2 separate regions of the Homo sapiens genome follow, and region 2 is linked to region 1. Evidence: read pairs that join two places in POLR2A ChIA-PET (ENCODE). Cell type or tissue: HCT116. All regions are shown on one strand. Links, peaks and the distances in the headings refer to the core of each region. The heading gives the core; the rest is flanking DNA. Region 1 has its middle 15 kb from the start of OR5K2. Region 2 holds the start of GPR15 (G protein-coupled receptor 15).

Region 1 (15,655 bases), core at 4,032-12,031:
TCGAAGATCAGTTGGCTGTAAGTATTTGGCATTATTTCTGGGTTCTCCATTTTGTTCCATTGGTCTATGTGTTTATTTTCATACCAGTACCATTCTGTTTTGGTGACTATAGCCTTGAAGTCAGGTAATGTGATGCCTCCAAGTTTGTTCCTTTTGCTTAGTCTTGCTTTGGTTATGCCAGCTCTTTCTTGGCTCCATATGAATTTTAGCATTTTTTTTTCTAATTTTGTGAAGAATGATGGTGGTATTTTGACAGGAATTGCATTGAATTTGTAGACTGCTTTTGGCAGTATGGTCATTTTCACAATATTGATTCTATCCATCCATGAAGACAGGATGTGTTTCCATTTATTTGTGTCATCTATGATTTCTTTCAGCAGTGTTTAGCAGTTTTGTAGAGGTCTTTCGCCTCCTTGTTAAGTATATTCCTAAGTGTTTGTTTGTTTGTTTTGTTTTGTTTTTCTTTCTGCTATTATAAAAGAGGTTGAGTTCTTGATTTGAGTTTCATCTTCATCGCTGTCAGTGTATAGCAGTGCTACTGATTTGTGTACCTTAATTCTGTATCCTGAAATATTACTGAATTCATTTATCAGATCTAGGTACTTTTTGGAGGAGTCTTTAGGGTTTTGTAGGCATATGATCACATCATCAGTGAACAGCAGCAGTTTGACTTCCTCTTTACTGATTTGGATGTCCATTATTTATTTATCTTATCTTATTGCTCTGGCTAGAACTTCTAGTACTATGTTGAATAGAAGTGGTGAAAGTGGGCAACCTTGTCTTGTTCCAGCTCTCAGGGGAATGCTTTCAACTTTTCCTCATTCAGTATAATGTTGGCTCTGGGTTTGTTATAGATGGCTTTTATTACCTTAAGGCATGTCTCTTCTATGCCGATTTTGCTGAGGGTTTTAATAATAAAAGGATGCTGGATTTTGTCAAATGCTTTTTCTGCACCTATTGAGATGATCATGAATTTATGTTTTTAATTTTGTTTATGTGATGTATCATTAATTGACTTGCATATGTCAAACAATTTCTGTATCACTGGTATAAAACCCACTTGATTATGGTGGATTATCTTTTTGATATGCTGTTGGATTTGGTTAGCTAGTATTTTGTTGAGGATTTTTGCATCTATGTTCATCACGGATATTGGTCTGTAATTTTCTTTTTCTTTTTTTTTTGTTATGTCCTTTCCTGGTTTGGGTATTAGGATGACAGTGGCTCCATAGAATGATTTAGGGAGGATTCCTTCTTTCTTTATCTTTTGGAACAGTTCCAATAAGATTGGAGGCAATTCTTCTTTGAATGTCTGATGAAATTCAGCTGTGAATTCATCTGGTCCTGGACTTTTTGTTATTGGCAATTTTTTAATTACCATTTTAATAACACTGATTCTCATTGGTCTCTTTGGAGTTTCTATGTCCTCCTAGTTTTATTTAAGAGGGTTATATATTTCCAGGAATTTATCTATCACCTCTAGGTTTTCTAGTTTGTGCGTGTGAAGATGTTCATAGTACCCTTGAATGATGTTTTGTATTTCTGTGGTATTGGTTGTAATATCTCCCATTTAATTTCTAATTAGCTTATTTCGATCTCTCTTCTTGGTTAATCTCACTAACAGTCAATCAATTTCATTTGTCTTTTCAAAGAACCAGCTTTTTGTTTCATTTATCTTTTGTATTTTTTGTTATTGTTTCAATTTCATTTATTTCTGCTCTCATCTTGGTTATTTCCTTTCTTCTTCTGGGTTTGGGCTTTGTTTGTTCTTGTTTCTCTAGTTCCTTGACGTGTGACCTTAAATTGTCTATGTGTGCTCTTTCAGACTTTTTGATGTAGGTATTTAATGCTATGATCAGTCCTCTTAGGATGCTTTTGCTGAATCTCAGAAGTTTTGATAGGTTGTGTCACTATTATTGTTCAGTTCAAATAATTTTTTAATTTCCATCTTCATTTCCTTGTTAACCCAATAATCATTCAGTAGCAGGTTATTTACCTTCCATGTACTTGCATGGTTTTAAGGGTACCTTTTGGAGTTGATTTCCTATTTTATTCCACTGTGGTCTGAGAGAGTACTTGATACAATCTCAATTTTCTTAAATTTATTGAGACTTGTGTTGTGGCCTATCATATGGTCTATCTTGGAGAATATTTCATGTGCCAATGAATAGAATGTATATCCTGCAGTTGTTGAGTGGAATGCTTGTAAATATCTGTGAAGTCCATTTGTTCTAGGGTATATTTAAGTCCATTTTTTCTTTGTCAACTCTCTGCCTTGATGACCTGTCCAGTGCTGCCAGTAGAGTATTGAAGTCCCCCACTATTATTATGTTGTCATCTATCTCATTTCTTAGGTATAGTAGTAATTGTTTTATAAATTTTGGAGCTCCAGTATTAGGTGCATAAACATCTGGATTGTGATATTTTCCTGTTGGACTAGTCCTTTTATCATTATATAATGTCCCTCCTTGTCTTTTTTAACTGTTGTGGCTTTAAAGTCTATTTTGTCTGATATAAGAATACCTATTCCTGCTTGGTTTTCATGTCCTTTTGCATGGAATATATTTTTCCACTCCTTTACCTTAAGTTTATGTGAGTCCTTATGTGTTAGGTGAATCTCTTGAAGGCAGCAGATATTTGGTTGGTGAATTCTTATCCATTCTACCATTCTGTATCTTTTAAATGCAGCATTTATGCCATTTATATTCCACGTTATTATTGAGATGTGAGGTACTATTCTATTCAAAGTGCTAGTTGTTGTCTGAATTCCTTGGGGTTTCCTTCATTGTGTTATTGTTTTCTAGCCCCTGAGAGAGTTATGCTTTAAGGAGGTTCTATTTTGATGTATTTTAGGTTTTATGTCAAGATTTAGAACTCCTTTTAGCAGTTCTTGTAGTGCTGGCATGGAAGTGGCAAATTCCCTCAGCATTTGTTTGTCTAAAAAAGACAGTATCTTTTTTTCCCATTCCTTTTATTATTATTATTATTACACTTTAACTTCGGGAATGCATGTGCAGAATGTGCAGGTGTGGTGCATAGATATACATGTGCCATGGTGGTTTGCTGCACCCATCAACCTGTCAACTACATTAGGTAGTTCTCCTAATGCTATCCCTCCCCTAGCCCCCCAACCCCCTGACAGGCCTCACTGTGTGCTGTTCCCCTCCCTGTGTCCATGTGTTCTCATTTTTGAACTCCCACTTGTGAGGGAGAACATGTAGTGTTTGGTTTACTGTTCCTGTGTTAGTTTGCTGAGAATGATGGTTTCCAGCTTCATCCATGTCCTGGCAAAGGACATGAACTCACCTTTTTTATGGCTGCATAATATTCCATGGTGTCTATTTGCCACATTTTCTTTATCCACTCTATCATTGATGGGCATTTGGGTTGGTTCCAAGTCTTTGCTATTGTGAATAGTACTGCAATAGATATATGCATGTGTGTGCATGTGTCTTTATACTAGAATAATTTATAATCCTTTGGGTATATTCCCAGTAATAGGATTGCTGGGTCAAATGGCATTTCTGGTTCTAGATCCTTGAGGAATTGCCACACTGCTTCCACAATGGTTGAACTAATTTACACTCCCACCAACAGTGTAAAAGTGTTCCTATTTCTCCACATCCTCTCCAGCACTTGTTGTTTCCTGACATTTTAATGACCACCATTCTAACTGGCATGAGATGGTATCTCATTGTGGTTTTGATTTGGATTTCTCTAATGACCAGTAATGATGAACTTTTTTCATGTTTGTTGGCCACATAAATGTCTTCTTTTTGAGAAGTATCTGTTCATATCCTTCACCCACTTTTTGATAGGGTTGTTTATTCTTTTTCTTGTAAATTTGTTTAAGTTCCTTGTAGGTTCTGGATATTAGCCCTTTGTCAGATGGATAGATTGCACAAATTTTCTCCCATTCTGTAGGTTGCCTGCCCATTCTGGTGATAGTTTCTTTTGCTGTGCAGAAGCTCTTTAGTTTAATTACATCTCATTTGTCAATTTGGTGTTTGTTGCCATTGCTTTTGGTATTTTAGTCATGAAGTCTTTGCCCATGCCTATGTCCTGAATGGTATTGCCTAGGTATTCTTCTAGGTATCATTTTATGGTTTTAGGTCTTATGTTTATGACTTTAATCCATCTTGAGTTAATTTTTGTATAAGGTGTAAGGAAGGGGTCCAGTTTAAGTTTTCTGCATATGGCTAGTCAGTTTTCCCAACACCATTTATTAAATAGGGAACCCTTTCCTCCTTGCTTGTTTTTGTCAAGTTTGCCAAAGGTCATATGGTTGTAGATGTGTGGCATTATTTCTGATGCTTCTATTCTGTTCCATTGGTCTACATAACTGTTTTGGTACCAGTACCATGCTGTTTTGGTTACTGTAGCCTTATAGTATAGTTTCAAGTCAGGTCATGTGATGCCTCCAGCTTTGTTCTTTTTGCTTAGGATTGTCTTGGCTATACAGGCTCTTTTTTGGTTCCATATGAAATGTAATGTAGTTTTTTCTAATTCTGTGAGGAGTCATTGGTAGCTTGATGGGGACTGCACTAAATCTAGAAATTACTTTGGGCATTATGGCCATTTTCACGATATTGATTCTTCCTATCCATGAGCATGCAATGTTTTTCCATTTGTTTGTGTTCTCTCTTACTTCCTTGAGCAGTGGTTTGTAGTTCTCCTTGAAGAGGTCCTTTACATCCCTTGTAAGTTGTATTCCTAGGTATTTTATTCTCTTTGCAGCCATTGTAAATGGGAGTTCACTCATGATTTGGCTCTCTGTTTGTCTGTTATTGGTGTATAGGAATGCTTGTGATTTTTGCACATTGATTTTGTATCCTGAGACTTTGCTGAAGTTGCATATCAGCTTAAGGAGATTTGGGGCTAAGATGATGGGGTTTTCTAAATATACAATCATGTCATCTCAAAACAGAGACAATTTGACTTCCTCTCTTCCTATTTGAATACCCTTTATTTCTTTCTCTTGCCTGATTGCCCTGGCCAGAACTTCCAATACTATGTTGAATAGGAGTGGTGAGAGAGGCCATCCTTGTCTTGTGCTGGTTTTCAAAGGGAATGCTTCCAGCTTTTGCCCAGTCAATATGATATTGGCTGCAGGTTTGTCAAAAATAGCTCTTATTATTTTGAGATATGTTCCATCAATACCTAATTTATTGAGAGTTTTTAGAATGAAGAGGTGTTGAATTTTGTCAAAGGCCTTTTCTGCATCTATTGAGATAATCATGTGGTTTTTGTCATTGGTTCTGTTTATGTGATGGATTACATTTATTGATATGCATATGTTGAACCAGCCTTGCATCCCAGGGATGAAGCCGACTTGATCGTGTTGGATAAGCTTTTTGATGTGCTGCTGGATTTGGTTTGCCAGTATTTTTTTGAGGATTTTCACATCGAGGTTCATCAGGGATATTGGCCTAAAATTTTATTTATTTTTTTTCTTGTATCTCTGCCAGGTTTTGGTATCAAGAGGATGCTGGCCTCATAAAATGAATTAGGGAGGAGTCCCTCTTTTTCTATTGTTTAGAATAGTTTCAGAAGGAATGGTACTAGGGCCTCTTTGTACCTCTGGTAGAATTAGGCTGTGAATCCATCTGGTCCTGGGCTTCTTTTGGTTGGTAGGCTATTAATTACTGCCTCAATTTCAGAACTTGTTATTGGTCTATTCAGGGATACAACTTTGTGCTGGTTTAGTTTTGGGAGGGTGTATGTGTCTAGGAATTTATCCATTTCTTCTAGATTTTCTAGTTTATTTGCATAGAGATGTTTTTAGTGTTCTCTGATGATAGTTTTTATTTCTGTGGGATCAGTGGTGATATCCCCTTTATCATTTTTTATTGTGTCTATTTTATTCTTCTCTATTTCTTCTTTATTAGTCTGGCTGGTGGTCTACCTATTTTGTTAATCTTTTCAAAAAACCAGCTTTTGGATTCATTCATTTTTTAAGGGTTTTTCGTGTCTCTATCTCCTTCAGTTCTCCTCTGATCTTAGTTATTTCTTGTCTTCTGCTAGCTTTTGAATTTGTTTGCTCTTGCTTCTCTAGTTATTTTAATTGTAATGTTAGGATGTTGACTTTAGATCTTTCCCACTTTCTCCTGTGTGCATTTAGTGCTATAAATTTCCCTCTAAACACTGCTTTAGCTGTGTCTCAGAGATTCTGGTACATTTTGTCTTTGTTCTCATTGGTTTCAAAGAACTTATTTATTTCTTCATTTTAATTCATATTAATTTCATTATTTACCCAGTAGTCATTCAGGGGCAGGTTGTTCAGTTTCCATTTAGTCATGTGGTTTTGAGTGAGTGATTTCCATTCTTTTGCATTTGCTAAGGAGTGTTTTACTTCCAATTATGTAGTCAATTTTAGAATAAGTGCTATGTGGTGCTGAAAAGAATGTATATTCTCTTGATTTGGGGTGGAGAATTCTGTAGATGTCTATTAGGTCCGCTTGGTCCAGAGCTGAGATCAAGTCTTGAATATCCTTATTAATTTTCAAGACAGTATCTTTCCTTCATTTATGAAGATTACTTTTGCTGGATATAAAATTCTTGGCTGATAAGTGCTTTAAGGAAGCTAAAGATAGGACTCCAATCCCTTCTAGCATGAAGGATTTCTGCTGACAAATCTGTTAATCTGATAGATTTTCCTGTATAGATTACCTGATGTATTGCCTCATAGCTCTTAATATTCTTTCCTTCATCTTAACTTTAAATATCTCAATGAATGTGTGCCTAGGTGATGAAATGTTTTTGTGATGAACTTCCAGGGTGTTCTTTTAGCTTCTTGTATTTGAATGTTTAGATCTCTAGCAAAGCCAGGGAAATTTTTCTTGATTATTCCCTCAAATAAGTTTTCCAAACTTTTAGATTTATCTTCTTCCTCAGGGGCAGCAATTATTCTTAGGTTCCATTGCTTAACATAATCACAAACTTCTTGGAGGCTTTGGTCATTTTTCATTTATTCCTTTTCTTTTGTCAGATTCAAAGCCTTGTTCAAAGGCAATTCAAAAGCCTTGTCTTCAAGCTCTGAAGTTCTTTCTTTGACTTGTTTAATTCTATTTTTGAAAGTTAGCAGTGTATTTTGCACTTCTCTAAGTGTGTCTTTCATTTCTATAAGTTGTGATTGTTTTTGATTTATGCTACCTATATCTCTGGAGATTTTTCATCCATATCCTGTGTTATTTTTTCATTTCTTTAAGTTGGTTTTCACCTTACTCTGGTGCCTCCTTGAATAGCTTAATAATCGACCTTCTGAATTCTTTTTCTGGCAATTCAGAGATTTCTTCTGGGTTTGGATCCATTGCTGGTGAGCTAGTGTGATCTTTTGGGGGTGCTAAAGAACCTTGCTTTGTCATATTACCAGAATTGTTTTTCTGGTTTCTTCTTATCTGAGTAGACTATATCAAATGAAAGATCTGGGGCTCAAGAGCTGATATTCAGATTCTTTTGTCCCACAGGGTGATCCCTTGATGTGTGCTCTCCCCCTTCCCTTAGGAATGGGGCTTCCTGAGATTCTGACTGCAGTGGATGTCACTGCTTTTCTGGGTCTAGCCACCCAGCAGCGCTACTGAGCTCTGGGCTGGTACTGAAGAGTGTCTGCAAGGAGTCCTGTCATGTGATCCATCTTCAAGTCTCTCAGCTGTGGATACCAGCACCTGGGCCAGTGGTGGTAGCAGGGATATGAAGTAGACTCTTTGAGGGTCCATGGTTGTAGTTTTTAGTGTGCTGATTTTCTTGAATGTTGGTTGTGCTAGCAGTGAAGTTGTACCTGGACAGACTCAGGACCTCTGGTTAGCCAGGATGTTTCGGTGGTGGAATTAGCTGTTGTTTTCTCATTTCCTGGAGCAGGACTTTTCTTTTATGAGTTGATATAATCACTTGAGTGTGTTGGCCTCCAGCCAGGAGATGGCAGTTTCAAGACAGCATCAACTGCAGTAGTATAGGGGAGATACAAGCTTGCTCTAATGTCACTTGGATAAATATTTGGGTTTCTCAAGTGATGGGCAGGGCCACAGAGCTTCCAAAAGATAGTATCTTTTTTCTTTGGCTATCAGAGTGGGTAGAGAAAGACCATCAAGTAGGGGCAGGTTAGTGGTGTCTGAGCTCAGACTCTCTTTGTGTGGGACTTGCTGCAGCTGCTGTGGGTGATGGGGGTGTGGTTCTCAGGCCAATGGACCTATGTTCCCAGGGGCATAATGTCTGCCTCTGTTGCATCATACAGGTTCTCAGGGAAGTGGAGAAAGCTGGCAATGACAAGCCTCACTCGTCTCCTATGCAGCCAGCAAGGACAGTCTCAATCCCACCATACCCCACCAATAGCACCTAGTTTATATCCAGGCAGCCAACGAACAGTGCTGGGATATTGCCCCAGGCTGCATGTTTTCTAGCTGAGAAAGCAAGCAGGGCTTTCAGGCCCCACCCCTCCTTACCTGCCACAGCTTCTGTGCTCCTGTCTGTACTTCCCATTCCCTCCACCCAGGATTCTGCCCAGGAAAATTTGCACTTGGTCAAAATTATTACAAAGTTCAGCTGAAAGTTTTCTTCTACCTGTCCTTCCCCAATTCCACTGGCAGTCCTACCCAGTGACTTCAGTGAGATAAAGTCAGAAATGGCTTCCCTGCGAACCAGGAATACCTACAGGGCTTTTTCAGTACTTCTTCTACTTTTATATTTTGTTCAGCTCTCTAAATTCTTTTCAGCTCTAGGTAAGGTTAAATTCTTCTCCCATGATCTGGGTTTTCAGGTTCCCCGGTGAGGATGTGAGGATGTGTGTTAGGAGGTGGACCTTCCCCACTCACACTTTGGGCACTCACACTTTTTCAGCTGTTTCACAAAGTTTGCATCAGCAAGCTACTTCTTTCAAAAGGTCTGTGGATTCTTTCAGTTTTCCTCGTATGTTCCTGTGCTAGTTCTTGGAGTTCTTGGACTCACTATGTGAGTCTCCATATGCTGTTCTGTCCATCAGAGAGGGAGCTGCAAGTTAGTCCTGCCTCCTGTCTGCCATTATTTTCAAAAAAGAAAAACTAATTTGTAGAAATGTTTAATGTTGCTAACACTTTCTTTTTACATTTTAATTATTGAGGTATTACCTAAATCTTAATATGCCATTTCCTGTCATCCAGGATGAATTGCCAACTAACTGAGTATCCAAAGTTTGGTAGACTCGAGAATATTTATTTTATACATTCATCTCTGGGGACACCATATATCTCCCTTCCACAGATCATGCCCCTTCAGATCATATTAGTCTTCAATTCCTACACATTTCCAGCTCAGGAAAAGTGCTCTAGAGTTGGCCCTGTTTATTTGTACAAGTATGCTTTATCAGCAAGCCTATTTCAACATTTAATTTAATTTTATTTTATTATTTATTTATTTATTTTGAGACTGAGTCTCACTCCATTGCCCAGGCTGGAGTACAGTGGTGTGATCTTGGCTCACTGCAAACTCTGCCTCCTGGGTTCAAATAATTATCCTGCCTCAGCCTCCCAAGTAGCTGGGATTACAAGGGCCTGCCACCACACCAGACTAATTTTTGTATTTTTAGGAGAGACAAGGTTTCACCATTTTTGCCAGGCTGGTCTCAAACTCCTGACCTCAAGTGATCCACCTGCATCAGCCTCCCAAAGTGCTGGGATTACAGGTGCGAGCCACCATGCCCAGCTAACACAATTTTAAATGTTGGGTCATAAGTGATGCTGATTAAACATTTGAGAAGTAGAATGTAATAGCTATAGCCCATTCAACTCTAGAGTCATACTAACTGTTGAAATATTAATTTTTCAGTTTAATATAACTCTCAGGTAGTAATTGTAATATATTAAGATGGGACTGTATTAAGATTATGTACAGGAGGAGAAAAAAGTTATATGTAATACTAGGAAATTGTTTCTGTATCAGAGCAAATAAAAGACCTTATTCTACCTTTTGATGTGTCAGTCTTGCCTGTCTTTCAAAGATTTAAAACTGATATTATGATGAATTACTTCTATCATTTGAAATCTCATAAATGTGTTTATTTAAATAAAATTTAAAATAAATAATAAAATTTTAACTATTTGAAAATATAATTTTCTATTTCTTTTTCAAAGGGAATAGCCTTGTTAGTGGGCTGAACTTATTCCTTTCTTCAAAAGATACGTACTAAATTATAGCAAGAAAAAATGTATGGGGTGATACAAAAACAACAAAAATATACAATAAATTAACTACCTGTATTCAAAAGATATCTCATGTGCATATACATAATACATATATTCATAACTTAGTTCCATTTTCTGTAGCTCTTGAGTCACAAGTAGAAGAGGTTACATTTTCCTACAAACATTTATATTGTCCCGATACTATCAAAATGTATTCATCCTCCTTGGTCCTTGGTAGTTAATGAATAACCCACTTTCAAAACTTCAGAAAACTGAATTTTAAAGGTAATTTTTAAAATAATTATAAAAACCTTAAGACTCTATAATGACAATTTGTTTTTTAATATTTCTTAAAGAAACATTTACTAATTATTCATTCTATTAAACATTAAACATACAGCCTGCAACTTATACCTGAATCTTTCCATGTTGGCTCTGCCTAACCAAGAACTTTGTAGTTTCCTAGGTAGTAGCAAAGATCAGTCATTTTTATTTCTTCAAAATTTATCTTACGCTAAGCTTCTGGTTTCTGCTGCTCTTTTCCTGTCTATACTTCTTACAGTGCTAAGTTGGGTAAGTTCAGAGTATTATATGGTACAAATATTTTTCCACATGGCCTCTGCTCACCTTCCCTGGAGATAACATATAAATGGCAATTCCAATTTTCACCTAAGACTGATGTAAAACATCACTCCTTTCTTATTATGCTATCTGACTATTTCCCTGTTTACTGTTTTTCCATTAATTTAATCAATTCAGAAGACTTTTTCTTTTATTTTTATTTTTTCCATATGTGCAAGATCTATTCCTTTATTCAGCCAACCCACTTCTGAGGTTTGCAATATGTGAAGCATTAAGGTAGGTGCTGAGTTAAAACAAAAATTAAATAAGACCTGGTGTCAACTTGAAAGAGTAAAACTTGTACTCAAGAAGCTAAAATGTTTTAGACTAACCCATATGAAACCTTTTTGTTAACCAAAAAAATGGTATAATACTGGCAACTTGATGGCTCGTCAAAATATATTTTTTCACAAATAATTCCAATATGAGGCATGATCATCAAACTTTTCTTAAAACTATAATCTCATTAAAATATCTTTGAGATATTCCATAAGCAGATTGGCCCTCAGCCTTTGCTGACAGTTTCAGCAGATCCTTCATGCAGACTTTAAGTTCTGCCTCACATCTCTCTCTAGAGGGGCTTAATCAAGTAGGGGCCATACCAGAAATGAAAAATATATTCTCCTTCTTATGCCAAAACAATCTCTCTCAAAACTAATTGTCAGTGATTGGATTTCAAGAGCAATAAGATGTTATATAGAGTTTAGTGTGTGGATGTTTAATAGGGAATGCTCTTGGAGTCAATTCTTATGGAAGGGATGAAAGAAAAAGGATTTGGTAGCTAGAGGAATTCAATACAATAGACACTTGACAGCCTGAATCAACCCCACAGGAGTCCTGGACATAGAAGGGCTTCATAGATCTCATGGGAAAACAAGCAAACTTTTTTTTAAAACAAAAAGGAAAGAAAGAAAAATACTTTGAGAAAAAGAGGCAAATCAGACAACAAAATAAAATTTCCAAAAGTAATCATATCACAAACAAATTAAAAATTTGTAGCATTCAAAATACAAGAATAGAAGCAATATAGAAGTGAAACTTAATATTAAAAAATTTGAAATGTTAAATTATAAAAAGCAGATTTTTTTAAAAAAAAATTAAGAATTAGAAGATAAAGCTTGAAGGTAGACCAAAATGATGAAATAAGACTTTTTAGTGTTTGTCTCCTAGGAGAAACATCTATTAGAACAACTATCCATGCATGAAAATACCTTCACAAGAACTAAGGAAACCAGGTTGAAGGTTACAGAACATGGGCATAAAACAGAAATAAGACAGATTAAAGAGAGTAAAAAGAACAATTTCATATGTCTCACGTCACGCCCTCCCAACACATACCTATGCCTGCATGATATGCACAGCTATGAGAGAGGTAGACTCTGCTTGGGGAAAGGAGATTGAAATAATTACCCAAATTTACTATGGATGCAAGGGCCTGGCCATCCCCTATGACCTCAGACTCCCATCCAGTACACAGGAGCTGAGCCTCCAGGCTGGCCTCATTTACTTATTGCTTCTCATTCCAAGGTCTCAGACCTACCCTAGAACCAGGCCAGCCCTTGCAGACCCAGATGAGACCAGCACCCACAGCCCATGAATTCAGGCTCATCCCTGTGCCATGCCCCTATCTGTAGTCCCGCACTTCAGGCTGACATCCATGCCAGGTTGGCCCCTGCAACTTCAGGCTCCAGGTAAGTATGCAGGGACCCAGGTATCAGGCCAACCCTGAAGCCCTAGACTGCAGGCCCACCACATCAGAAGGCCAGCTCCTGCGGCCCCAAGCTTCAAGCCAACCCCTGTGACAGACCTGTTTGCAAAACCCATGACTCCAGCCCAACCTCCTACAGACCCAGGTTCCATGCCCAACCCAGTTCCAGGATAACACCTGCAGCTCCATGGACTAAGCTGGCATCCAGAGCCCCAGGACACCCCAGAACAACCCAACATCCAGGCAAAACCCTGCAGCCCAACAATGTAGGCAATTCCCCCCATGGATCCAAAATCCTGACCCATCCCAGTGAATGCTAGCTCCAAGCCAACCTGCCAAGAACTCCAACAGTAAGTCCACCCACCCATGAACGCCACCAAATGGCCTAACAAGAATCTCTAGACTGGTTGACTTCTGAAGGGCATCTCCTGCTGAAGCCAGTCTGTGAACACTGAAATAGGTGCCTACTTCTTCAAACGTACAGACACTAGTACACAGCCACAAGGAACATGAACAATCAGGGAAATGAGACTAACCAAGGAACAAAATAAAGCACCAATAACTGGACGCTAAAGAAATGGATACTTATGAACTGCCTAAAAAAAATGAAAATAACAAAGAAGTTTAGTAAGATGCAAGAGAACACAGATAAACAAATAAATGTAATAATGAAATCAATAAATAAAATTAGAAACTTAAAGAAATAGAAACCATTAAAAAGAGCCAAACAGGAATTATGGAGCTTTAGATGACTTCATGAAAAATTCCACAAAGAGTTCAACAGCAGGCTCAATCAAGTAAAACAATGAATTAGTGAGCTTGAAGAAAAGTCATTGCATTGGAGATCACCCAATCAGAGAAACAGAAGGCAAAAAGAATGAAAAAGAGGGAATAAAGTCTATGAAAATTATGGGACATCATTAAGTGAACCAATATATACATTATGGAAGATCCAGAAGTGTCAGCAAAAAAGAATGAGACAGAAAGCTTATTTAGAAAAATAATGATGAAAAAAATTCTCAAATCTGAAGAAGGGAATAAACATCCAAATCCATGAATCCCAAAGAACCCTAAATACATTAAGTATATGGAAATCTGCACTAAGACACGTTATATTAAAATGCTCAAAAAGTCAAAGACAAACCCAGAATTTTGATGGGAGCAAGAGGAAAGCAATTTGTTATATGCAAGAGAAGCCCAATTAGACTATCAGTAGATATCTCAGCGGTATTATTTCAGGCTAGAAGAGAGTGAGTGATACATTCAAAGTGCTGAAAGGATAAAACCACCAACAAAGAATACTATGCTCAGCAAGATATCCTTCAGAAATAAAGATGAGATAATAACTTTTTCAGACAAAAAAAAATAAAGCCCAATTGCTAAAGGGAGTTTTTCAACTTGAAACAAATGAATGCTACCTAACAACATGAAAATATATGAACATATAAAGCTCACTGTGAAGGTAAGAATATAATCAAATCTGGAATACTCTCATTCTGTAAAGGTGATACACAAATCACGTTTAACTATAGTATGAAGTTAAAAGATAAAAGGATAAATATAACTATAGCTACTATAATTTAGGTTTGGATACACAAAATATAAAGTAAGTAAATTGTAACATTGACAACATAAAATGTGAGGGTAGAAGTAAATATAATGTATAGTTTTTGTATGCAGTCAAAGCTAAGTTGTCATCAGCTTAAACTCATCAGCTATAAGATATTTTATGTACACCTCATGGTAAGTATACACACACACACCCACACACACAAAACAACAACAACTGTAGCCCTGCAGCAGATTACACAAACGATAAAGAGAAGAAATTAAAGCATACCACCACAAAAAAAATCATTAAATTACAAAGGAAGATGACAAAAGAAGAGGAATGAAATGAAGGAATTATAATATAATTAGAAGACAACTAAAAAATCATAGTAATAGGTCCTTACCTATCAATAATTACTTAATTATTGACCTTAAAGAGAGCAAGAGTGGCTAAACTTTTATCAGACAAATTAGACTTTAAGTCAAAAACTGATATAAAACACAAAGAAGGTCATTATATAATGATAAAGAAGTCACTTCAACAAAATGATGGAACAACTATAAATATATATACACCAATCACGACACACTTAAATATACATAACGCAAATGTAACAGAACTGAATGAAGAAATAGATAGCAATATAATAACAGTCAGGGACTTCGATACCCCACTTTCAACAATGGACAGATAATTAAGACAAAAAATCAATAAAGAAACAGTAGACATTAACAACGCTATAGACCACAGGAACCTAGCAGACATATACAGAATATTTCAACCAACAGCAGCAGTATACTTGAGCAGTATTATTTTTTTAAGTGCACATGAAATATTTTCCAGGATAGATTATATGTTAGGCCACCAAACAAGTCTAAAAATTCAAGAAAATTGAAATAATATCAAGTGTCGTTTCCAACAACAATGGTATGCATCCAGAAAACAATAACAGGAAGAAAATTGGAAAATCCACACAAACACGTAGGAATTAGATTACACACTCCTAAGCATCCAATAGGGCAAATAGAAAATCAAAAGAGAAATAAAAACATATCTGGAGACAAATGAAAATGGAAACTACATACCTAAACATATAGGATGCAGCAAAAGCAGTTCTTAAGAGAAGTTTATAGCAATAAATGCCAATATTAACACAGAGTAAAGATCTCAAATAAAAATCATAAGTTTACATCTCGAGGAAATAGAACAAAATAATAGATATCAGATCATCAATAAATAAAACAAAAACTAGAAAAAAATATTAAATATTAATGAAACTGAGTTGTTTTTGAAAAGATAAATCAAGAAACCTTTAGCTAGACTAAGAAAAATAAAAAGAAGACTCACAAAAATAAAATTATAAATAAAAGAGGAGACATTACAACTGGTATCATAAAAATACAAAGCATCAAAAGAGACCGTTATGAATGATTATATATATATATATATAAATAAATTGGTTAACCTAGAAGAAATGGATATATAAGTCTTAGGAGCATAACACTTACCAAGCCTGAATCATAAAGAAATAATCTCAACAGATCAATAACAAGTAAAGAGATTGAATCAGTAATCAGAAAACTTACAATGAAAAAAGTCCACAAATTGATAGCTTCATTGGTG
Region 2 (15,655 bases), core at 3,602-11,601, 56 kb after region 1:
TTATCATTGCCTTACAATTCTAAAAGCAGAACAATATCTTCTATGTGAAACAGAAGGCTAGATCAAAATAAATTTCAGTGTCAAAAGCAAAGGAGGTCTTTAAAGGAAGTGAAAAAATCAAGTTAATTCACTTCTTAATTACTGGCCTTAAAGAAATAAATTGAATATCTTGAAAAAATAACTCAAAAAGCACCTCAGTTTCACGAGCAAATGCAAATTAAAAAAACCACAACCACAACCAACCAACACCAATCAGAGTGGTGCTCCTTGTGTGCCCTTTCTGAGGATTGGTAGAAACTGCATTTTTTAATCTCGGCTTTCATGTTTGTCCAAGATCTTTAAAGGGAGGGGAAAAAAGAGAGAGAGAGGCAGGCACTGTATAAAAGAAGCTTCCTTGAGGTTTCTAAAATTTATACAAAAACATCATATGTAAGTAAACTCACCAGATTTGGCATCTGCTCTTTGGTGATGGACCCAGAAGAAACTTCAGTTTATTTGGATTATTACTATGCTACGAGCCCAAACTCTGACATCAGGGAGACCCACTCCCATGTTCCTTACACCTCTGTCTTCCTTCCAGTCTTTTACACAGCTGTGTTCCTGACTGGAGTGCTGGGGAACCTTGTTCTCATGGGAGCGTTGCATTTCAAACCCGGCAGCCGAAGACTGATCGACATCTTTATCATCAATCTGGCTGCCTCTGACTTCATTTTTCTTGTCACATTGCCTCTCTGGGTGGATAAAGAAGCATCTCTAGGACTGTGGAGGACGGGCTCCTTCCTGTGCAAAGGGAGCTCCTACATGATCTCCGTCAATATGCACTGCAGTGTCCTCCTGCTCACTTGCATGAGTGTTGACCGCTACCTGGCCATTGTGTGGCCAGTCGTATCCAGGAAATTCAGAAGGACAGACTGTGCATATGTAGTCTGTGCCAGCATCTGGTTTATCTCCTGCCTGCTGGGGTTGCCTACTCTTCTGTCCAGGGAGCTCACGCTGATTGATGATAAGCCATACTGTGCAGAGAAAAAGGCAACTCCAATTAAACTCATATGGTCCCTGGTGGCCTTAATTTTCACCTTTTTTGTCCCTTTGTTGAGCATTGTGACCTGCTACTGTTGCATTGCAAGGAAGCTGTGTGCCCATTACCAGCAATCAGGAAAGCACAACAAAAAGCTGAAGAAATCTATAAAGATCATCTTTATTGTCGTGGCAGCCTTTCTTGTCTCCTGGCTGCCCTTCAATACTTTCAAGTTCCTGGCCATTGTCTCTGGGTTGCGGCAAGAACACTATTTACCCTCAGCTATTCTTCAGCTTGGTATGGAGGTGAGTGGACCCTTGGCATTTGCCAACAGCTGTGTCAACCCTTTCATTTACTATATCTTCGACAGCTACATCCGCCGGGCCATTGTCCACTGCTTGTGCCCTTGCCTGAAAAACTATGACTTTGGGAGTAGCACTGAGACATCAGATAGTCACCTCACTAAGGCTCTCTCCACCTTCATTCATGCAGAAGATTTTGCCAGGAGGAGGAAGAGGTCTGTGTCACTCTAAAGGGAACTGTGACATTTCAAGCTCTGTTGGTGGGTTTAGGAGTTAATTTTTGTCAGCAACAAAGAAGGAAGTGTTAATGATAGGATTCACATTGCTTCATAGATGCAAGGAAGAGTTCATTTTTAAAGAGAGGACTGAAAAATCCCTGTGTTGTGGATATAATTAGGCCATGTGCTGTTTTCTCAGCTAAGCAGCCTTCTTCGACCCTTGCCAATCAAGTCCACCAGACAAAATCCAATTCCCATCTGTCCTTGAACTCCTGGATAAAGGCTCCTGCTTGAACCAGTCCCTTTCTTCATGATTGTTAATGCACATTTGGGCCTTTCCTCTCTCAAAAACCATGGTACCTTCATCCCCACCACCCTTCATACTGGGCTCTAAATTGGACTACATTTAAATGATTCTGCCTACTTTCATCTGATGAGAAATGCAGTAACAATGCAGGTAACAAAAATATAATATACCTGCACTGTGCAATTAATTGTTTCTGAGTTACTAAGCTAGATTCTGACCTCAATCTTTAAAGCTTTGTATCGTGATTCTTCATCATCTTCCAACATTGTGCTTCATCCTATGCCTATTCACAATGGCTTTGGACTGGCAAAAAAAAACTCATGGGGATTTTGTATTGTGTTTATGATTTGGGACTTACTTTATCATATGGTCTTCTAGTATTTTAATACATAAGCATATGGCAGGATTCAACATCTATTTGCTTTATAAGATATTGATAAAAATGTATCTCATTCATAATGGTGTAGCAACTACTTTTTAATGGGGTTTTACTATGCTCTTTTGTTTCCATTGGCTTTATAAATTAGGATTTGACTTTGCTTTAATTACATGTTTTTAATTACCCAGTTATCTAGTTATCAAATGAAAATGTTATTACTAATATAATTGGAACTCATAAAATGCTTAGCTGTACCCCGATGCAGATTATCATTTTGTATTTTAATTAAAATGTTAGTGCTACACATTCCCTATAGTATCATTTGCTTGGTGCCTATAATTTCAAGATAAGATCCAGTAATATAGGGAGACAGGCTGCTCTGTATTCAGCCAAAGTAGAAAATCTCTAACAAAGATCTCACTAGTATTTTATATATATTTTTTCCATACCCAGAAACCTTCTTGAATTCCTTTACCCAATAAATATTTATTGAGTCAATTTGTACCTATATTCCTTTTGAAGACTTTGATGTGAAAAACATGTAATTAGTGGCAACCACAAAAGACTCTGCAGCAGCAAGCATGCTATTGTAAACATCTTTTGATTCAAGGGAAAGCGGGTTATGTTTTTACCTCCACTGTTGACTTGAATGAATTACCATTTTACTTCTAAATATTAGATTTGAAAATCAGAAAAAACTTAGAATCCTTTCAAAGACTAGCCAATTTAATTTCATCTCATGTATCTTTCACATGAAGAGAAACCTCAAATATCGGACATCTCCTTGTAGCCTAATTAGAAGCTGAAAATACAGTTTTTGGTTTTATAAATTGGCTAACTTGTTAATTTTTCTTAAACTGTTATTAAATAAAAATATAATTTCCTTACATAAGTATTCTTCTGGACTGTATTAATTTCTAACAACATATTAATATTAATACTAATTCTAATAAACTTTTAGTAAATTATTATGGTTATAGAAGAAAAGACCATGTAAATAATAACAAATAAATATTCTTGGAAAACTTCAAAACTAAATTCAATGCAATTGAATAGATCTCCAAAAGTTAAACAAAAACAAAATACAGAAGGTAGAAGACACACATTTCTTTAAAACAAATCGGCAAAAGCACTGTTACTAATCATGAAACTTACTGCCTTTGAAAAATACTGCCTTTAAAAAATAGCTGAATCAATCAGCTAAGTTATTGGTTGGGAAAGCAGAAAACCTGTGCTATTAATTTTAGCTTCACCCTTAATGTTGTGATACTAGTAAGGTCATTTTAACCTTTCATACTTAAATGTAGTTGGTAATATCTATGTCTATAGAATTATCAAGGATACTGTAAAAATAATAAATATAAATAAAGTTTTAAATGTGGAGTAAAAAGTTACTTTATAAAGTGATTTGATTTCTATTATTAATTATTGACTACTCCTTACAAATTTTCAAACTAACATCAAATAATACTTAATCATTCTCATTTTTAAAATATTGAGATTTTATTTCTACTTCTTCACTTTAATTTTGCTGAGAATATTTAAAATAACACCAAATAAAAATATGTATTATTGGTTTTTTAGTACTTTAAATAGATATAATAATTGTAGGCTTTAATAAAATCTTAGTTTATTTTACATTCATAATGTACCAGTTGTGAAAGAAAAAAATAGATATAATTTTATAGGTAGTACAACTCTAATAGAAAAAAGTTCAAAGCTTGATTAAGTTCACATGTTATTTTGTCATATATGGATTCTGCTGGTATGAAATGTAATTTACATTATAATAGCATTAAAAAGTTTATTACAAATTAGTTGTCTGACATTTTGCATATTTTTAAAATCATAGGCTGGGTGCAGTGGCTCACGCCTGTAATCCTAGCACTTTGGGAGGCCGAGGCAGGTGGATCACAAGGTCAGGAGTTCAAGACCAGCCTGACCAACATAGTGAAACCCCGTCTCTACTAAAAATACAAAAAATTAGCAGGGCATGGTGGCAGGCACCTATAATCCCAGCTACTCAGGAGGCTGAGGCAAGAGAATCGCTTGAACCCAGGAAATGGAGGTTGCAGTGAGCCAAGATTGCACCATTGCACTCCAGCCCAGGTGACAGTGCTAGACTCTGTCTCAAAAATAATAATAATAATAATAATAAAATTTCTTCATTTTTAATTTGAACAATTTCTATTTCTATACTTACGTAGATATTCTACATATACATATACATTCAGATATACATAGAATCACAGACTCATATTTATACCTTTTCATTATTTTTATTACCTGAATTAAACTAGCCTAAAGGCTAGTTTGTGATAATTTAATGTCATTAAAGAACAAATCAATACATTGCCAAGAATTTCCAGAAAATTACTCTTTCATCCTAACACAATCATGCCTTGCCAGTTATATCCAAAGTTAGGAAAACAAAATAAAATTTTTACAATTCAGAGTAATACACAAGGAAATCACTACAGATTAACATTATTTGTTGTCATTTGCATAAGTAGTCCAAAGTTACTCGGAGGATGTAAATGACAAATATAAAAGGATAGTGACCTCTCAAGCATTTCTCAAATAGCTTTTTGAAACTTACCCCAGAAAAGCTCTCCATTAAATCCTAGGTAATGTGTTGTCTGATACTTTATAATTAATTTTAAAAGAAATGTAATCAAGACACGCATAGTCGCAAACATAGTCCCAAACACATTTACTCCATTTGGGTTGTATTGAAAGGTTGAAACTAACCTGATATTCCTGGGAGTCCCTTAACCTGTCCACTCTTAACAAGTCAAAATCACTTCTGTAGTGAAAAGTTTTAACAGCAGTCTTAAAGGGAAGCTATGTGCGTGACTGAGAACCGACCATTACTAGGGGTCACAAGTTAATTTTTAAATAGATGCATAAATGCACAGTATGGTGGTAAGGTGAGTGGAAAAAAATCTTCCTCTGTGATTCATCTTGACTCCTCAAATCACTCTCTATTCTACCTAGCGATCTCAGAAGAGAGAAATGACTTGTCATATGTGCATGCCACAAAGAACCTGTTTTCCTGCAGAGCTCATTCATAAAAGCTGAGCAAAACTAAAAGAATTACAAATTTGCTTCTAAAACCAGACCATTGGTGTAACCTGCCAGCAAGATAATGGCTCCAGCCCCATTAGAGAAAGAGGTGCCATAGGAGAAAAAGCAAGAGGGTAATTTTAACTACCAAAATATTTGCGAACAGTTACTGACTACTGCGAGTTCCTTTTGTCTTTCACGGAGTTTGATGTTGATTGGATTTTCCCCTGCAAATGCCGGTTATTATTTAAAGCTTTTTTTTTTGAGCCAATATTCTTTGTTTTTATCAATTTTAGAAGTAAACGATTACGACTAGACTTTACGTATAAGTGTACAGGGAAAAACAACTGTGCCACTGACTTGATTTTATATTGCAAATGTAAAAATCCACCCTAGGGCGAGTTACACTCATTGGTTCTTGCTATCTTTGTCATTTCCTTAATAGAGCTATATTTCCTAAACATATATGACAAGTGCAAATTGCATCCTAAGATAAACCTACAGCATTAAAAACAAAATCCAAAACAAAAAAAACCCTACTTTAAATATCCAAAGTATCAAACTATTCATAAAGGTTCTTATGACAAGGTAAATGGTAGTGAAATGTAAATTTACATAAAATGTTCATTGTTCATCTAAAAGTAGGGGGAAAGTATTCTGCTAGTTGAGCAGACATTATTAAACTAAAAAATTTCTGGTTTATATACATAAGCACCAAATTTCTAAGATCCAAAGGTACTTTCAAATCACAATGAAACTTTCTGAGTTAGCTGCATATGCTTAAGGATCTACGATAAAATATTCACATTATTATTAAAATTATCTGCCAACCTAGTAAAAGATGTTCATCAATTTGATATTATTCGGTGATTTTTCTTATTTGCTAATTAAATATATGTAATAATTAACTAGTTTTCTAACACTTCCATGTTAGAGAGAGTTAAACATCATCTATGAGTATCTCATGTTTGTCAACATTGATAGGAAATTTAGCATTTTTACTTGCTAGGTCCTATCAATTCTTTTTTTTTTTTTTTTTTTTTTTTGAGACGGAGTCTTGCTCTGTCGCCCAGGCTGGAGTGCAGTGGCGCGATCTCGGCTCCCTGCAAGCTCCGCCTCCCAGGTTCACGCCATTCTCCTGCCTCAGCCTCCCGAGCAGCTGGGGCTACAGGAGCCCGCCACCACGCCCGGCTAATTTTTTTTCGTATTTTTAGTAGAGACGGGGTTTCACCGTGTTAGCCAGGATGATCTCAATCTCCTGACCTTGTGATCCGCCCGCCTCGGCCTCCCAAAGTGCTGGGATTACAGGCTTGAGCCACCGCGCCCGGCCCTATCAATTCTGATTTAAAATATTTTATTTCTGTGTTTCTATTAGCTCAAAATAAAACAAAAAAGTGCTCCTGCCTAGCATATTTGTGACCTGTATACTATAAATGCACTCTTTTGTTTGCTCTTAATTATATACAAAACAGGAGATATAAACTACTATTGTGATGTTTATTCAGAAATTAAAATTTTATGCATCAAAAATTACATATGACTGGAGACTTTATTTTTAATTTAAAAAAATCTGTGGCAAAGTCTTCAGCAAGCAATACTGCTCTTTTCCTTACAGAGTATATATAGACCCTTTGTATTTCATAACCATCCATTGTAAAACCTTCACAAATCCCTAAATTTGCCAACTCCAATATAGCATATAATCTACTTCATACAAATTGAATAAAATGTAATGTTTTCAGAGCTATTGCAAAATGTATAAAAAGAAAAGTTGAAAGGAGATATCTATCCTAAGTGTTTGGCCTGACTCACTAGTTAAGTGACTCATTCCGCATCACCTCATAGGTCAGTGGTTTAAATGTCTGCTTTTTATGTCATACAACTGTGGAGTTTCAGTCAAAATCTCAAACATCAAACTGTGAATGCAAAATGTCTATCGTACACAATACACTATGACAACCATAAAAATTGTTAAATCTTTTTATTGTAACTGGTGGATTCTAAAACAGGCATATTGCAGTTACACATTCACAAAATATCTTTTTTCTCTTTTTTTTTTTTTTTTTTTTTTTTTGAGATGGAGTCTCACTCATTCTGTCATCCAGGTTGGAGTGCAGAGGCACGATCTTGACTCACTGCAACCTCCGCCTCCAGGATTCAAGTGATTCTCCTGCCTCAGCCTCCCGAGTAGCTGGATTACAGGCATGCGCCACTATGCTAGGCTCCTTTTTTTTTTTTTTTTTTTTTGGTATTTTTAGCAGATATGGAGTTTCACCATTTTGGCCAGGCTGGTCTCAAACTCCTGACCTCAAGTGATCCGCCCACCTTGGCCTCCCAAAGTTCTGGGATTACAGGCATGAGCCACTGCACCCAGCCTCTTTCTTTCTCTTATACACATACACAAACACACAAACATACTGTATACAGTTGCAGCTGAAAAGCATCTGTTGAATGTTGCTGTTAATATTCAGACTGAAGTACTTGAGATGAATTTAACTATTTTATCCACTAACAAAATACAGAATACAAGAAAGGAGAAAATAAAGCAAAGAAAAAGCATAGTAAATAAAGAACACAAAATAAAATGGCATATGTATGCATAAATATATCAGCAATTACAAAAAGCATATAAATGGATTGAAATTTCTACTAAAGAGTTGAACATGGCTGGACATAGTGGCTCAGGCCTGTAATCCCAGTACTTTGGGAGGCCGAGATGGGAGGATCACTCGAGGCTAAGAGTTTGAGACCAGCCTGGTCAACATAGTGAGACCCCATCTCTACGTAAAAAAAAAAAAAAAAAAAGTTGAGGCGGGGCGTGATGGCTCACGCCTATAATCCCAGCATTTTGGGAGGCCAAGGCAGGTGGATCACCTGAGGCCACGAGTTCCAGATCAGCCTGACCAACAAGGAGAAACCCCCTGTCTCTACTAAAAATACAAAATTAGCTGGGCATGGTGCCAAATGCCTGTAATCCCAGCTACTCGGGAGGCTGAGGCAGGAGAATTGCTTGAAGCCGGGAGGTGGAGGTTGCAGTGAGCTGAGATCACACCATCGCACTCCAGCCTGGGCAACAAGAGCGAAATTCCATCTCAAAAAAAAAAAAAAGGTTGAACAAATATATATATATATATATTTGTATTTGTTCACAATAAATATATATAGTGATATATGTATATCACTTTATTCGACTCTATAGGAGTTAAAAAGGTAGAAGCAGAACTTGTTTTTCATGGAGTTTAGAATCCACATAGTTGTTTATTTTTTTTAATCAAAGAATGAAATAGTGACACCCAAGAAGAGCCCGGTATATGCAATGAAAATTACAAGTCAAATAACTTTCCTTGGTCTTTTCCAATGTTTAGGAGAAGCCCATACTTAGTCCATATACAAGTCACTTATGTAATTGTCATTTTGATATGGTTATTTCCTAAACATTGTTACATTTCCTTAAAGTGTTCACATTAGCATCCTCAAATGAAAATGCTATCATTGTCTTTATAGATGTTAAGACTCTCGAGTCTTAAAAATCTTTAAGACTTTAAACGTATAGACTCATTATTTTAAACACAAGAACACATCTTGAACAGTATTAGGTTTAAATTTATTTCCAAATGACAAACTAAAAAAAAGTATGCAAAGCAAAGTAGATAACTTTACATGAACCTTGCCCAGCACAGTGATTTAATGAGATGCCCTTTCATTTGGCCTTGAGTTAGAGCAAAAGCAAAACTGACAACTCAGGTGGAGAAGTGGTAAATGAGAAACGAAACTTGGCCTGTGGTTTCATGTTTAAAGCAAAAATACAGATTCAGAGCACTTGAAGATAGATGAGAATGGCTACCTTATTTCTAATAAAAAAGATGTTTATGCAATTCAGACCTGACTTGTGTATGTTAATAGAAATAGCTTAAAAATCGGAAAATCAGTAAAGAATTGAGTAAAAGTCAATTCAGAACTGTATAACTTAGTCCTCAGGATTTCAAATCAATGTGTCTTTCCTATAATAATTCAAACATAGAAAAGAATACTGCCAAAAAGTTTGTAAATTTATATTTAGCATGATACATAATATTAAAAAAAACAAAATATGGTTTTACCTATTAAACTGACAAAGAGTGAAACATTAAATACTAAGGTTGACCAGGATTGGGTCTGCGGGTGTGAGGGAAGCTTATTGAGTGTAAATTGATTAAGCTTTGTAGAAAAAATTTAGAAACCTATATCAAAAGCAATTCCACTTCCAAGATTTTGCCCTAAAAAATCATTACGGCCAGGTGAAAAGACATATGCACATGTATTTTTATTGCAGCATTGTTCATAAAAGCAGGAAAGTGAAAACAATCCAAATGTCCAAATTGACTGAGTAAATTAAAATTCATGCACTTTCTTACAATGGAATACTATGCAGCCTTTAAAAATACTGTACCATATACTGAAGTGGAAAGACCTTAATAATAAATCCAATGAAATTAAGTGAAAAAAGCAGACTACAAAACTATATCTATAGGATGACCACATTATTTGTGACTATTTTATTCATATATGAATGCAAAAATACTGGAACCCTATACAGCAAAATGTTAACTTTGTGAAGTTACAAGTGATTTTTATATTTATTATTACTTGTATTTTCCAAAAAAAAATGCATTAATTTTGTAGTAATAAAAAAAGCTAAAATTTAGTTTAGGCTTTCAATGAAGTACCCAAGATAAAAATAGTAGCTAAATTTATTATAAAACATCATTTCTGAGTTGTAGGTCCTCTAGTTTTTCAATTACTGTGTTTCTGATCTGTGAGTATAATCCCTACATTGGCCTTGAGACCTCCCCTAGTAATCATCTGTTTCTTTCTAGGATGACCCGCTGTTTCCTTTACAAGTACCCAATTCCTTAAAAGCAACAGTTTTAGAACTGCTATGCATTTAAAATTTGAAAATGGTGATGAACATTTCAGCATGCAGGCAGGACCTTTATTCTCCCATAATGTCTCTTAGCACAGCAACTATTGCATCCTGCATAGTGACTCATCTGGTGCCATGTCTGTCCACCAGGTAGGAAGAGAGCTCCCTCCACCCTGGGGATGGGGGAAGAGAAGAAGCCACATCTTCATTTTTTGTAGCCATATGCTTGGCTTCTTCCATATCAAGCACTCATCATTGTTGAACTAAACTGAACATGCTAGAAAAATCTCACCATTGATTAAAATAAAAATGAAAAACATTTAAAATGTTAAATATTAAATTTTTATATTCATACTTTTGCTTGAATGTCTTTTGTTTATGATATGCTGTAACTATGAGGGACAGGGAGTCTATTACAGTCATCAGGAGCAATCTTGCCACTGTCCTTTAACTTTTTTGATCATTCCAGCTGTACTTGAGTAGAGAAATAACTGATGCAATATCCTTTACTTCAGCCCTTTCTTGGTGTAACATTGATTTTCTATTTAAATGGAAAACTTTTCTGAATTCAGGTCCAATATGCCTAGTATTGGACCAAAAATAGTGATTTCTAATCACTGTGTGATAGTCAGGAGTTCCACCGGCTATTGCCAGGGTATTATAAATCTTTCCACAAACTCCAAACCTATATTCCACATTAGATAATAAGTAACTTATGTGACTATGCACTTTTGAGAGAGACTGAGAGTGGGATTATGAAGTCAAACAATTGATCAGAAGATAACTTCTATAAAGGCTGTTGCTCTGTTTTGGCTCAGCCCCACTGCTCCAGAAGGTACACGCCATAAGCTTTGGCAATGCCCGTGTGGTATTTAGTCTGTAAGCATGAAGAATGCAAGAGCTGTGAGGCATGACTGCCTCCATTTAGGTTTCAAAGTGTAATGCCTGGTGGAGCTGTGGAAGTGTAGTGACCCCCAAGATTACAGAACTATAGGATACCAGTGTGAAACTCCAGCTTGGGACAGCTAAAGCATGGACTGAGCCCAGCAAAGTCATAGGGACAGGGCTGTCAGAGGCCTTGGGAGCCCAACTCCCACCTCAGTGTGCCCCGGATGCAGGACATGGAGCCAAAGGAGACTATTCTCTAAATTTAAGACTTAATGTTGCTTTCCCTGAAGGGTTTTGGACTTGCTTGGGACCAGTTACCCCTTCTTTCCTGCTTCTCTCTTTTGGAATGGAAATGTCTATTCTATGCCTATCTCACCATTGTGTCGGATCTCACCATTGTATCGTGGAAGTAGATTACTTGTTTTCATTTCACAGGCTCACAGCTGGAGAGTATTAGCCTCAAGATAAATTGTAGGTTGAGTGTCTGATTTAGATGAGACTTTTGAGTTGATGCCAGAATGAGTTAAGACTTTGAGGGCTATCAAGATGGAATGAATGTATTTTGCACATAAGAATAAGATGAATTTTGGGGCAACAGGGATGAAGTGCTGTGGTTTAAGTGTCCCTGCCAAAACTCATGTTGAAATTTAATTGCCACTGTGACAGTGTTGAGAGGTGGGACCTTTAGGAGGTGATTGGGTCGGGGCTCCACCCTATGAATGAATTAAGGCCATTATTATGGGAATAGGTTAGTTATCATGGGACTTTGGCTGTCTGTTTCCCTTTCTTTTGCCCTTCCACCTTCTGCTCTTCAGTCATGGGATGACCCTCAGCAGATACCAGCACCATGCTCTTGGATTTCCCAGCTTCCAGAACCATGAGCCAAACAAACTTCTTTGGTTTATAAATTACCTAATCTGTGATATTCTGTTATAGCAGCAGAAAATGAAATAAGACAGATGTCAAAATGCTATTCTGACTAATTTTCCATTGCTGGCACTTCCTAAAAAGAACAGAGTTATCTCAACTATCATGATATAAAATGTTTAAATCATCAATTTATAATTTTTGTTATGACTTAACTGTTACCATTGGGAGGGTAAGATAGCATTGTGGTTAAAGAACACTGACAGAACTGAATTTGCCATTTATTAGCTATGGAAGATGAGCAAGTTTCATAACTTTCCTGAGCCTGATTTCTCTCTATAAAATAGGAACAATTATACTTGCTTTAGAAAACAGTAGTACCTCTAATTAATTAAGATGAAAATGTAAGGAATTCAGAAAATTACCTGGTACATACTAAGAGTTTAATAAATGATAGTTGAGGAAACATTCCCATTTTATAGATGAAGAAAATAGCCCTCAGAGGAATCGTTTCACATAATTATTAATGTAATGAACCAGAAATGAAACCCCAATTTCAGTTAAGCTCAGACCTACGTAATCGCAAAGCTCATGGCCTTTCCACTTCACTGTATTCTTTCCTGATTCCCAGATTTTCTCTTTCTCTCTCTCCCCACTACCTTTGCCTAATTGCAATAATTTTCACTCAAATTATTTTTCTTATTTTTTCCAAAGCAAATATCTCAAATAAACAAATCCTTTGCCTATTCACAATTAATACTAAAAAAAGATGTTTCTTGAGGGAAGAGGAAGTCCATTTTATTAAAAATATAACTTTTTCTAAAAACTGTAACATGTTTTCTTTTCTGTTATATAATCTCTTAATTGTGATCTATCACAAATGGCATTTTCTATCCTACTGATGGCCACTTGAAGCCTGTAATTGATTCAAAAGTATGTTGCACATAGGAAATGGACAGTTATCTATTTTGCTCAATGTAACACCCAAGTCCACACTAAAGCACAAATGCTATGACACCTATGACAGTGTCCTTCACCAGAAAATGTTTTTTAGAAAGAGTAGATATGGCTTGAACCTGGGAGGCGAAGGCTGCAGTTAGCCAAGATTGTGTCACTGCACTCCAGCCTGGGCAGCAGAGCAACAGCCCGTCTCAAAAAAATTAAAACCAAAAAAATGGTAGATATGTACTAAATTCTATTATCTCATTTTCTCTATCCCTTAAAATTTTTCTGGTCACAGATTTCTTATATATCTATGGCGACAAAGAAAGAAAAGTAAATGTAATCCCAAATCTCACGCTCTAGATTTTGTGCCTGTGACATATGGAACCTAAACTGACATTAGGAATTTAAACTTTTACCATCTTCTTTATTAAATGTTACTTGTTAAGACAATGAGTTGCCTTGGGCCACGTGCAGAAGAAATTTGGTAGACAATGCCCTTGTCTTTCGGGAACTTCATTTACACTTTTGGAAGGCACATTTGTGTTAATAATTTCCTCGTTTTAATAGCAACTCCCAATTGTAGTTTTAAGAGATAAGGGTTTCTCTATGTAGTATATTATAAACTGCCCCAAACATAGAAACTTGATTTAAAGTTTCTTTAAGTAAGAAACAACATTTTCTGTGTATCACTTTTAAGAGAAGTTAAGGATGTTATGAGGTAAAATAATGAGTTAATAATCATTGACCCACAACCAAAGAGAAAAATTAAACATAATTTTGAATAAAAGAACATGATACCAGAGTATTAATCCTAACATTTATTTTTAACATTAAGGAGTAATTATCCCAGCTTACTTTATTTAGGAAATATATTAAAATGTTAACAATGGCTGTTCTAGGTAGTAGAACCAAGGGCAAATTTATTTTTATCCTTAATTTGTTTTTCTTCATATTTTTCTGAATATTTTACATGTTCTATAATGAGTATGTACTTTTTTAAAATGTTAAAATAAAGGATGCTGAAATAAATGTCATGCATCACATAAAACAAATATTATTTTATTATATATTTATCTATTATATAAAATATAAATATAATATTTATTTTGTATATTTATTATATTACAATAATATGTACAAGTTTTGCCTTTTCCTTCAAAGTCAAAATAAGAATTTTTAAATGTCATGTCCAATTTTAAGTTTAACATCCATGACTTTGATATAATTTAAGTTCTGAAAAAATGATGTAAATTAAAGCTCAATCAAATAATATTTGTTCTCATATCAAACAGCAAATCATTGTTTTGATTCAAAGCTTCAATTTTACTTTTACTAAATTGACTTGTCTGTTAAATCAAAGGTCAATTTAATTTGTTTATGTAGACACAACTTCTATTTTATTTTAAAATATTTCAACTTTTAAATTAAGTGTAAATTAGAATTGGTTGGACAGAATAATACTTTGAGTTTTACTGTTTTTTCCAAATGTTCTATTCTAAAATATTTGCAAAGAGCATGATATTTTATAAAACTACAAAGATTTTTAAAGTAAAATATTTCTAGAATAAAATTTGTATTTAAGCAGACATAAGAAGAAAATGTTGACTCTGAGTGCTTTCGCTTTCCCTCGGGTTTACCTAGAAAGTTTTCTAGCTTCAAGGATGTCTGAAGATTGCTCACTAAGCAGTCAAGGAAGGAGAACCACTAGTCTGACATCAATTTTCCATTATAACGGTACAGCTTTGTTACAAGAAAAATGCACAGGGCAGATGACTTGCACCGAGTATCTACAATTCTCATTGCAATGATTTCTAAAAATTGAAATTAAAAACAAAACCTATGTTTATGGAGTATTTATTTAGCACCCGGGAACTGTTAAATCATTCACATATATTATCTCAATTGAATTCACAAAACAACTTGTGAAAAACAATCTGGGTACCCAGTTCTCCTCCCTTTCCTTTTTTCTCCCCATGCAAATCAGACCTCAGTCTGAGGGTTCTCCCATGTCTTCTAGCTCCCTTCCCCAATTCTTGCCTAATCCCATTTTGGGGTCTTCTGTGCAAACCTGAGCTAACATATATAGAACAATTTTTTTTTCTGAGAGAATATAAATTTTCTGAAGGTTCAAACATCTTTTTGAGAAATGCTTTCAAGTATGGCAAAGACATAGCATACTATACAACGGAATGATAAGTGTTTTCTACATTTTCATGCTACTAAAGTCATATATTAAGCAAAGTAGAGAATTGTAAAAATGTGCCCCTAATGTGTCTCTTGGTTAACTGGCTTTATAAAATAATCCTCAATGACTTCTTAGGCTGTATAGGTAGTAATTTTTAATACTATAAATATGACTAATATCATTACTATTACTAGTGTTTATTTTTTAAATAAACACTAGTTTAAAGTTATTGAGTTTTCCACTATTTCCAAACTTTTTTTCCTATTTCCCTGGAAAATTACAATGAGGAATGCCTTAAAAATAATGAGCTGGGGCCGGCCACGGTGGCTCACACCTGTAATCCCAGCACTTTGGGAGGCTGAGGCAGGCGGATCACCTGAGGTCAGGAGTTTGAGACCAGCCTGGCCAACATGGCGAAACCCCGTCTCTAATAAAAAAAAAAAAAAATACAAAAATGAGCCAGGTGTGGTGGCTGGCACCTGTAATCACAGCTACTAGGGAGGCTGAGGCAGGAGAATCGCTTGAAACCGGGAGGCAGAGGTTGCAGTGAGCCAAGATCACACCATTGCATTGCAGC

The links. ChIA-PET counts read pairs that join two places held together with the same protein. Peaks named below come from ENCODE experiments on the same cell type or tissue, not always from the same donor. Only the 100,000 strongest peaks of a DNase experiment are listed, where the experiment ranks them.
Region 2: POLR2A ChIA-PET joins it to region 1 with 5 read pairs; 3 of 35 experiments call an interaction of 5 or more read pairs at or near these places.

What each region holds. Positions count from the first base shown.
Region 1 is chr3:98,475,006-98,490,660 of GRCh38, forward strand. No RefSeq gene overlaps it. Among named protein-coding and RNA genes, the nearest start is that of OR5K2, 15 kb to the right of the region's middle. In HCT116, for the core only: a CTCF peak has its summit at 7,565; DNase peaks (open chromatin) are centred at 7,906, 8,386 and 8,876; H3K4me3 peaks cover 948 bases; H3K27ac peaks cover 1,871 bases.
Region 2 is chr3:98,531,566-98,547,220 of GRCh38, forward strand. GPR15 (G protein-coupled receptor 15) reads left to right here and starts at 413. Exons shown (of 1, transcript NM_005290.4): 1 at 413-3,116. The coding sequence starts at 469. The coding sequence ends at 1,551. RefSeq lists silencers at 274-433, 14,609-14,658. In HCT116, for the core only: no CTCF peak of the experiment used is centred there; DNase peaks (open chromatin) are centred at 5,220, 7,146 and 7,356; H3K4me3 peaks cover 2,537 bases; H3K27ac peaks cover 8,000 bases.